Linked DNA regions of Mus musculus: region 1 is linked to region 2. A link is a contact called in ENCODE Hi-C or POLR2A ChIA-PET data. All regions are on one chromosome and are shown on one strand. Each heading gives the region's core, a stretch centred on a gene start or an enhancer-like site at or near the end of the contact. The rest is flanking DNA. Distances are from core to core; before and after follow the strand shown. Region 1 holds the start of Slc22a20 (solute carrier family 22 (organic anion transporter), member 20). Region 2 holds the start of Syvn1 (synovial apoptosis inhibitor 1, synoviolin).

Evidence for each region. A loop is a pair of places that touch in the nucleus more often than their neighbours do. ChIA-PET counts read pairs that join two places held with the same protein, here RNA polymerase II (POLR2A).
Region 1: POLR2A ChIA-PET joins it to region 2 with 15 read pairs in Patski. The contact joins the promoter of Slc22a20 here to the promoter of Syvn1 in region 2. A Hi-C loop is called at or near these places in 1 of 37 maps with a recorded cell type or tissue (T-helper 2 cell). POLR2A ChIA-PET finds 5 or more read pairs at or near these places in 2 of 5 experiments (Patski and embryonic stem cell).

Annotation. Positions count from the first base shown.
Region 1 is chr19:5,984,874-5,988,547 of GRCm38, reverse strand. Slc22a20 (solute carrier family 22 (organic anion transporter), member 20) reads left to right here and starts at 2,405. Exons shown (of 10, transcript NM_198650.2): 1 at 2,405-2,782; 2 at 2,865-2,968; 3 at 3,596-3,674. The coding sequence starts at 2,408. It overlaps Gm31719 (a long non-coding RNA gene), which reads right to left. Exons shown (of 4, transcript XR_001782726.2): 4 at 3,451-3,674. Capn1 (calpain 1) reads left to right here. Exons shown (of 22, transcript NM_007600.3): 22 at 1-3.
Region 2 is chr19:6,044,968-6,048,609 of GRCm38, reverse strand. Syvn1 (synovial apoptosis inhibitor 1, synoviolin) reads right to left here and starts at 2,034. Exons shown (of 16, transcript NM_028769.5): 1 at 1,482-2,034; 2 at 545-693; 3 at 243-335; 4 at 3-155. The coding sequence starts at 676.

The DNA.
Region 1 (3,674 bases), core at 1,156-3,655, 60 kb after region 2:
GTACATCTGTCTCTGGGTGTTATTCTCCCCAACTGTTCCCTTGATTGTACCAGCAAGCCTTGGCGTAGAAGCAGCTCAGGCTGTCTCATGCCCTTGTCCACCCTTGCCAGAGATTGGGTATCTGGCTGTGGCCACCTCAGCTCCTGAGATGTTGAGCAGGCCTGGGCACAGAGACATGAACCGACTGCTCCACTGACAGCCAATCCAGGTGGCTTTTCTGGTTTTGCATGCTCTACCTGGGGGCTGAGTCTGACTTCCTCCTCTGCAGATATCAGTAAGGAAACACAAGACCTCCACTTAGCATAGATCTGACCCCCTAGGGAGCTCTCTAAAGCACAGAGTCCCCACCCAACCCCAGACCACAGTGGGACACCCTGTAATCCAGCAGTTTACATTAATGTTCTGCCTCTGTGGCTCTTACCAGAGATAAGAGGAAGGAGCCAGGTGGGCTGTATTTGGTTGGTAGAAGGCTTGCCACTGGGTGGTGGTGGTTCATGCCTTTTAGTTTCAGAATTCAGGGGGCAGAGACAGGCGGATTTCTAAGTTCCAGGCCAGCCTGGTCTACAGAATGAGTTCCAGGACAGCCAGAGTTACACAGAGGAACTCTTGTCTCAGAAAAATAAAAAAAAGTTCAAGCCATGCATGGTGGTGCACGCCTTTAATCCCAGCACTCGGGAGGCAGAGGCAGACGGATTTCTGAGTTCGAGGCCAGCCTGGTCTACAAAGTGAGTTCCAGGACAGACAGGGCTATACAGAGAAACCCTGTCTTGAAAAACCAAAATAAATAAATAAATAAATAAATAAAGTTCAAAGTTCACCATCTGACTACATACATACATACATACATACATACACACACACACACATACATACATACATACATACATACATACATAGGGAGTTCCAGGCCAGCCTGGGCTATAGTAGACGTTATCTTGAGAAGAAATGGAAAAAAAAAGAAAAGAAAAATTGAGGGAGCAGGGAGTGGGCGATGGGACTGCCCACAAGGCTGCATGTAGAAATGGAACTGAGAGTTCTGATCATGAAAGAACCAGTGTCCTGAGCTGATGGTTTCCAGGAGCTATTTACTGGGAGGCCGGAGCCAAGTCAACTGGCCTCCTCACTGGAGCAGGTCCTGGAGGGAGCGGTATGCATGGTGTCCTGGATTCCTCTCCTTTCAGCCCTCAGCCCTCAGCCCCTCTCTAGAGTGGCTTTAATTTGCTGTGGTGATTCGCCAACATACCCTGAAAGTTCCCGACCCCAAACTGACGCTGCTTCTTGACTGCCCTACTTGGACTTCTTTGGTTTTGTTTCTGTATTGCTTGTTGTGTCTCATTTGGTTTATTTATTTATTTATTTTAACTCCTTAAGACTTTATTTCACCAGTTGGCATATCCTGTTCTACAATGTGTCCTTGATTTGATTTGATTTTTTTGGGGGTGATATTTATTTCATTTACATTTCCAATGCTATCCCAAAAGTCTCCCACCCACCCACTCCCACTTCTTGGCCCTGTCGTTCCCCTGTGCTGAGGCATATAGTTTGAAAGACCAATTGGGCCTCTATTTCCACTGATGGCCGACTAGGCTATTTTCTGATTCATATGCAGCTAGAGACACTGGTTTATTTTTTAATTTAAAAAAATAATAAATTTGAGAGCCAGGTGCACACAACCGAAAGGAGGCAGAGGCAAGGAGTTCTCTGTGAGTTCGAGGCCAGCCTGGTCTACACAGTAATTTCCAGGACAGTCAGGGCTATGCAGTGAGATCCTGTCTCAAAAAAACAAAAAACAAAAACAAAAACCAAAAAAACAAAAACAAAAAACCCCCAAAAACAAAATTAAAATTATTTATGTATTTGTGTGTACATGCACGTGCACACACACTCATAAGTGCCATGGCACTTTGCAGAAGTCAGAGGCCAATCTCCAGTGTCATCCCTGAGGAGCCATCCTCCTTGTCTTTTGGAGACAGGATCTCTCACTGGGAGCTGGGGCTCGACGGTTAGGCTTGGCTGTCTGGCCAGCAAGGCCCATGAATCTCTCTTCCTGGGATTACAAGTTCATGCCACCATGGCCTTGATTTTAAGCAAGTGCAGGGCTTTAATGCTTCTAAGGTCCTGAAGTACTCTGCTAACTCAGCTATCTATCTAACGCCCAACCCTTGACTTTGCTAACTCAAGAGGTAACAGATAGAGAGAGAACTGGAGAAAGGGCCTGGGGGAGGGACACACTGCAGATGTGGGGACATTTAGGCCTCCTGTGAGGTGTAACTTGATCCTTCTGAGATGCATTGTAGAGAAGGCCTGTGTGGTCCTGACCCCTGGCCTGATCCTCTACCTCTAGGTCCCTCCCCTGCCTTTTTACATAAGGCCTGGGCAGGCCCGACCTGGGGTAGGGCCCTTGGCCATGGCCTTCACAGACCTGCTGGATGCCCTGGGAGGCGTGGGTCGCTTCCAGCTTGTCTATACAGCCTTGCTGCTGCTGCCCTGTGGGCTGCTGGCTTGCCATACCTTCCTACAGAACTTCACGGCTGCTGCACCCCCTCACCACTGCCAACATCCTGCCAACTACACAGAACCTACCACCAATGTCTCAGGGGTCTGGCTGAGGGCTGCCATACCCCTGAACCAGCATGGGGACCCCGAGCCGTGCCGGCGCTATGTAGAACCTCAGTGGGCCCTTCTGAAACCCAACGCCTCCTCCCATGGGGTGGCCACCGAGGGCTGCAAGGATGGTTGGGTCTACGACCGAAGCATTTTCCCATCTACCATTGTGATGGAGGTCAGAGGTGGGTGGGTGGCTTGGGGGGCTGGGAGGAGGCCAAGCCTAAGGACAAGGTTTAGCACTCCTCTCTCCCCAATAGTGGGACCTGGTGTGTGAGGCCCGCACCCTTCGTGACCTGGCTCAGTCCATCTACATGTCCGGGGTGTTGGTGGGAGCCGCCTTGTTTGGTGGTCTTGCTGACAGGTGAGCCTTTGGGGGAGCGCCTCGTCCCCCAGGGAAAGCCCTTGCGTTCACCTACATTCTGTCTCTTCTCTCTTTATTCCTTTCGTTGTCTGGGGTTGTTTGTTTTGTTTTGTTTTGTTTTGTTTTGTTTTGTTTTTCTAAGGCAGGGTTTCTCTGTGTAGCCCTGACTGTCCTAGCACTCACTCTCTAGACCAGGCTGGCCTCAAACTCACAGAGATCACCTACCTCTGCCTCCCAAGTGCTGGGATTAAAGGCGTGTGAAACCATGGCTATATATATATATGAGTGTTTTTCTTTTCTTTTCTTTTCTTTTTTTTTTTTTTTTTTTTTTGAATTTCTGATCCATCTGCCTGTACTTCCCAAGTGCTGGGATTATAGGCATGGATCTCTTTTCAAACTCTCTACCTTTCCCCAACATGGATTAAATCTCTCGGTCTCTGATCTTCCATCACACTTGTCCCTCTATCCCTGATCAGCCTGGTGGTTGCATGTGGTGTTTAGAGGGGTGGCTTTTACTGGGCATCTCATCTTTGATTGCTTCGGTGTCCCCACCAAGGCAGAAGTTTCAGACATGGCCTCTCTGCCTCCTTGGTGAGGATTCCCTAGCCCCTCACTCTTTGGGTTCAGGTTGGGTCGCAAGGCCCCACTGGTGTGGTCGTACCTGCAGCTGGCAGTTTCGGGGGCTGCCACAGCGTATGTGGGCTCC
Region 2 (3,642 bases), core at 785-3,284:
ACAAAGTCCACACGGTCTTCAGCCAACCAATGGAAACATTTGAGGAAGAGGAGCAGCGTAAAGAGCGCCACAAAGCGAGGGCTGAAGTCATCCCGAAAAACGGTGAAGGCCAAACAAGTCTCAGTAACAGCGTACCAGGACCGTTCCAGAAGGTGCTGTGGGGTGAGAAGTGGATGATATGAAAACCAATCATTTGGGTACCCTCCTCTGAACCCTGTCCTTTGGGGCCACCAACATATTACCTCCATCTCTGCTGCCCTCAGCTGCCCGAAGAACACCTTGCCCATCACCTTGCCCAAGAGGAAGACAAGGACAAAGGCCTGGATGTACAGGACCTGGGGGTGAGGAAAGGTCGTGGTTTGAGGTTATTTTCTGCTTTCCCCTGCCTGGGGCTAATCATTCTGACAGGTCCCCAAGACTGTCATAGATAATTCCAAGTCAGGCGGCCCAGGGCTATTTCTCTCCTACTTCTATGACATGTAGCCCCACTTCTGCCCCTCCTTCCCTCCCCGGGCATTCCTTCTTCCCTGAGCCCTGAACTCACTGCCATGCTGGGGCTGGACTTGGTCAAATACACTACAGTGGGGTAGAACTGGTGTTTGAGGTAGTAGGCATGAGCCACCACTGCCCCGGTTAGCGCCAGGCTGGCCGCCATCATCACTGCGGTGCGGAACATCGCCCTGGCCCAGAGACCTGCACAAGGAAAATGACATTTGTGATATCCACACTATGTAAACCTAGCACAGTCCCTGGCAGAGTGTAAGGGCAAACACTCATTTCACCTTGACAGCCATTAGATTCAAAACAGCATATACTCCCTGTTTCACAAACGAGAAACTAGGACTCAAAGGGGTTAGAGGCTCACACTGATGCAAGGCCTAGAACTTGGATCAATCTCGTTTCAAATCTAGGGCTCTTCCACGCTGTCTGCCAAGGCGCCTCCTCTAGGGAGTCACTGAGGCAAAGTTAGGAGGAGGGGGGCTGCCACCGCTGACCCTCTGAAGGAGCTGGGATGATAGGCTTTAGAGGCAGGTTCGCTGGGCCCGCCAGGGGTGGAGGAGGCAAGGTGCAGAGGGCACAGCTTGAGAAGGCGACACAACCAGTGACAGCTGTGCCAGGGTGGTCAGCGCAGACGCGCGCCCATCGGGGTACGTCAGTCTGGAACCCTGCCCCCCCCCCCGCCCCCAGCAGTGTCCACTCTGAGAACCGGAGAAACGGCCGACCGCCAGGGTGCGGCGGCGGGGCTGAGAACCAGTCAGGTCGCCTCACAGTCGCGCACCTGTGAACGCTAGGAGTTGCGAACCTCGCAGGCGGGGCCCGGCCTCTGGAACGGTGGCCGCGCCGCCGCCTAAGGTCTCCAGCCATCTGACAGGCCGAAAACTGGCGGCCGAACGCAGCGGGGCGGGCTGATCGCAGTGACCCCAAAGGACAAGGTCCTAGACGCCGACCCCCCAACCCCAATCAGGACCAGGCCCACTCACCAGGAGCCCAGCGCCGCGAGCACGCTCAATCACCGCGACTGCGGCAGCCGCTCCGGTTAACAACACTCCCCACCCCCTGCGAACCGGAACTTCGGGGGTAAGACACCTCACTTCCGGCGGCGCGGGGCGCGGCGGAGTGGACCGTACCAAGTTCTCTTTGCGCGCTCCGATCTCGCCTGCGCTTCTGGGGCCCGTGCGCGAGCAACCGGAACGAGCGAGAGCTGTGACGTGTGGTCGCGACCAGGAGAGCAGCGGGAAAGGGCTGAAGCCCGCCACTTGCTAGTCGCCGTTGTAGAATCACCACCCTAAACTCCTCCAAGACTCCGGCTCTCAATGTGCCTGGAAGATGGGGCGTTCCGCGGGCCGAGCCATTTGGACGGGGGGCAGGAGCGAGCAAGGGCCAGACTTTATGTCAGGCATGAAAGAAATAAAATGTGTAAGCGCCTCATTCCAGGGATAGCTACGACACGGTAAGAAGTTAAGTGCTTCTCGGAAAAAAATAGCGGTGCAGAAAACAGATATAGGTCTTCCCAGGTTACCTCCCCCCAACGCAGGTTGTGTAGGAGTGAGTTTGTTCCCGTGGCTACCGCCGATTGGTTGCGATAAAGTTACGCGGACCAATGAGAAAAGAAAGGAAAAATTTCTGGCCTATAGGGAAAGAAAAGCAGGTGAGTGGTTGCTAGGGTCTGTAGGCAGAGTGGCCCCGGACTGGGTGCCAAGGCAGCTGGATGCCAGCTGAGAAAGCGCAGTCCATAGGCCGGGGATCCCTATCCCGCCTGGGGGGATGCTTACGGGGCCCGCAAAAGGAGCAGTGCTTGCGTGTCCGGACTGACATAAAACAGAACGCCAGTTATTTCTAGGTTGGGGTGGAGAGTTCTGTGCGAAGGCGTTGACTTTTCAACACCCCAAAAGCTCAGTCGGCGTGCGTGTTCATCCCTGGGAGATAGCCAGACCCTTTGTTCTGAGCTGATTCTGTCTGTTAGGGCTCACACAAGCAGTATAGTCGCGTACAGAATGGAAACTGAAAGCGGACACCTCATTACCCAGGTTTATCAGCTAGAGGGTGCTCCTCCCATTTTTAACTCGGACTCACTCGGAATTCAGAGGCCTAAGGGGGGGGGGGATCAAATATAAGAATTCATGAAGATCAACTGGAGGAATTTATACTGTGGGAGTCACAACACGGACAGTGAATACAGAACCGGAGGTGACTGTGTTGTTAAAATATAACACAGGGGCTTTCAGAATTGTCATTACTGATAGAGCACTTAAGAAAAATACATAAAATGGCTTTCCTTCAGTACAACGGAATTAAACATCTTGTCTGTCAAAAAAGAAAGAAAACTGATTCTAGACGACTTTAAGGCAGTGGCTGGCTCTCAACCTGTGAGTCGTAAGCCCTTTGGGAATCAAACCGTTACACAGGGGTCACAAATGAGATATCCTGCATATCAGACGTTTACTTACAATTCATAACTAGCAAAATTACAGTTATGAAGTAGCAACGAAGTAATTATGGTTGGGGATCACAACAGGAGGAACTGTATTAAAGGGTAGCAGTGTCAGTGCCTGTCTGCCCCTCAGCCCTGTGCTCTTGGTCTCAGCCATCTTCACCACCACCTGTTGTCTTTAACAGTTAACATCCCGAGATGGCTCCCCTTTCCTTCCTCCATAAGGCTAGCTATGAACTTCTACTGGCTACCTTTAACCCTACACACTCATCCTCCCCCATTCTTGAAAATCTCCTACATTTTGTGGCAATCCCTCCTCTCCCCCAGGTATATATCTGTCTTACTTCCTCTGTCTGTTTTTATTTAAGTTCTGTGTCCATGTTGGCCTTTTTTCTTGCCACATTTCCTCTGATCCTATGGCTTCAACTTCCCTGGCCCCAAGATGTCGAGGGAGGGCTCCCTTGTCTGGTCTTCAGTTCAGGTCTACTCAACCTCTGAAATCATGTAGTGAGCAGAGCATAGTGGCCCACTCCTACAATCCCAGAAAATTGGGAGACTGAGGCAGGAAGAGCATCATAAATCTGAGGCCAGCGTACAGCTATAGAGTGAGATCCTATCTAAAAAAAAAAAAGCTGGGCGTGGTGGCGCCTACCTTTAATCCCAGCACTCGGGAGGCAGAGGCAGGCGGATTTCTGAGTTCGAGGCCAGCC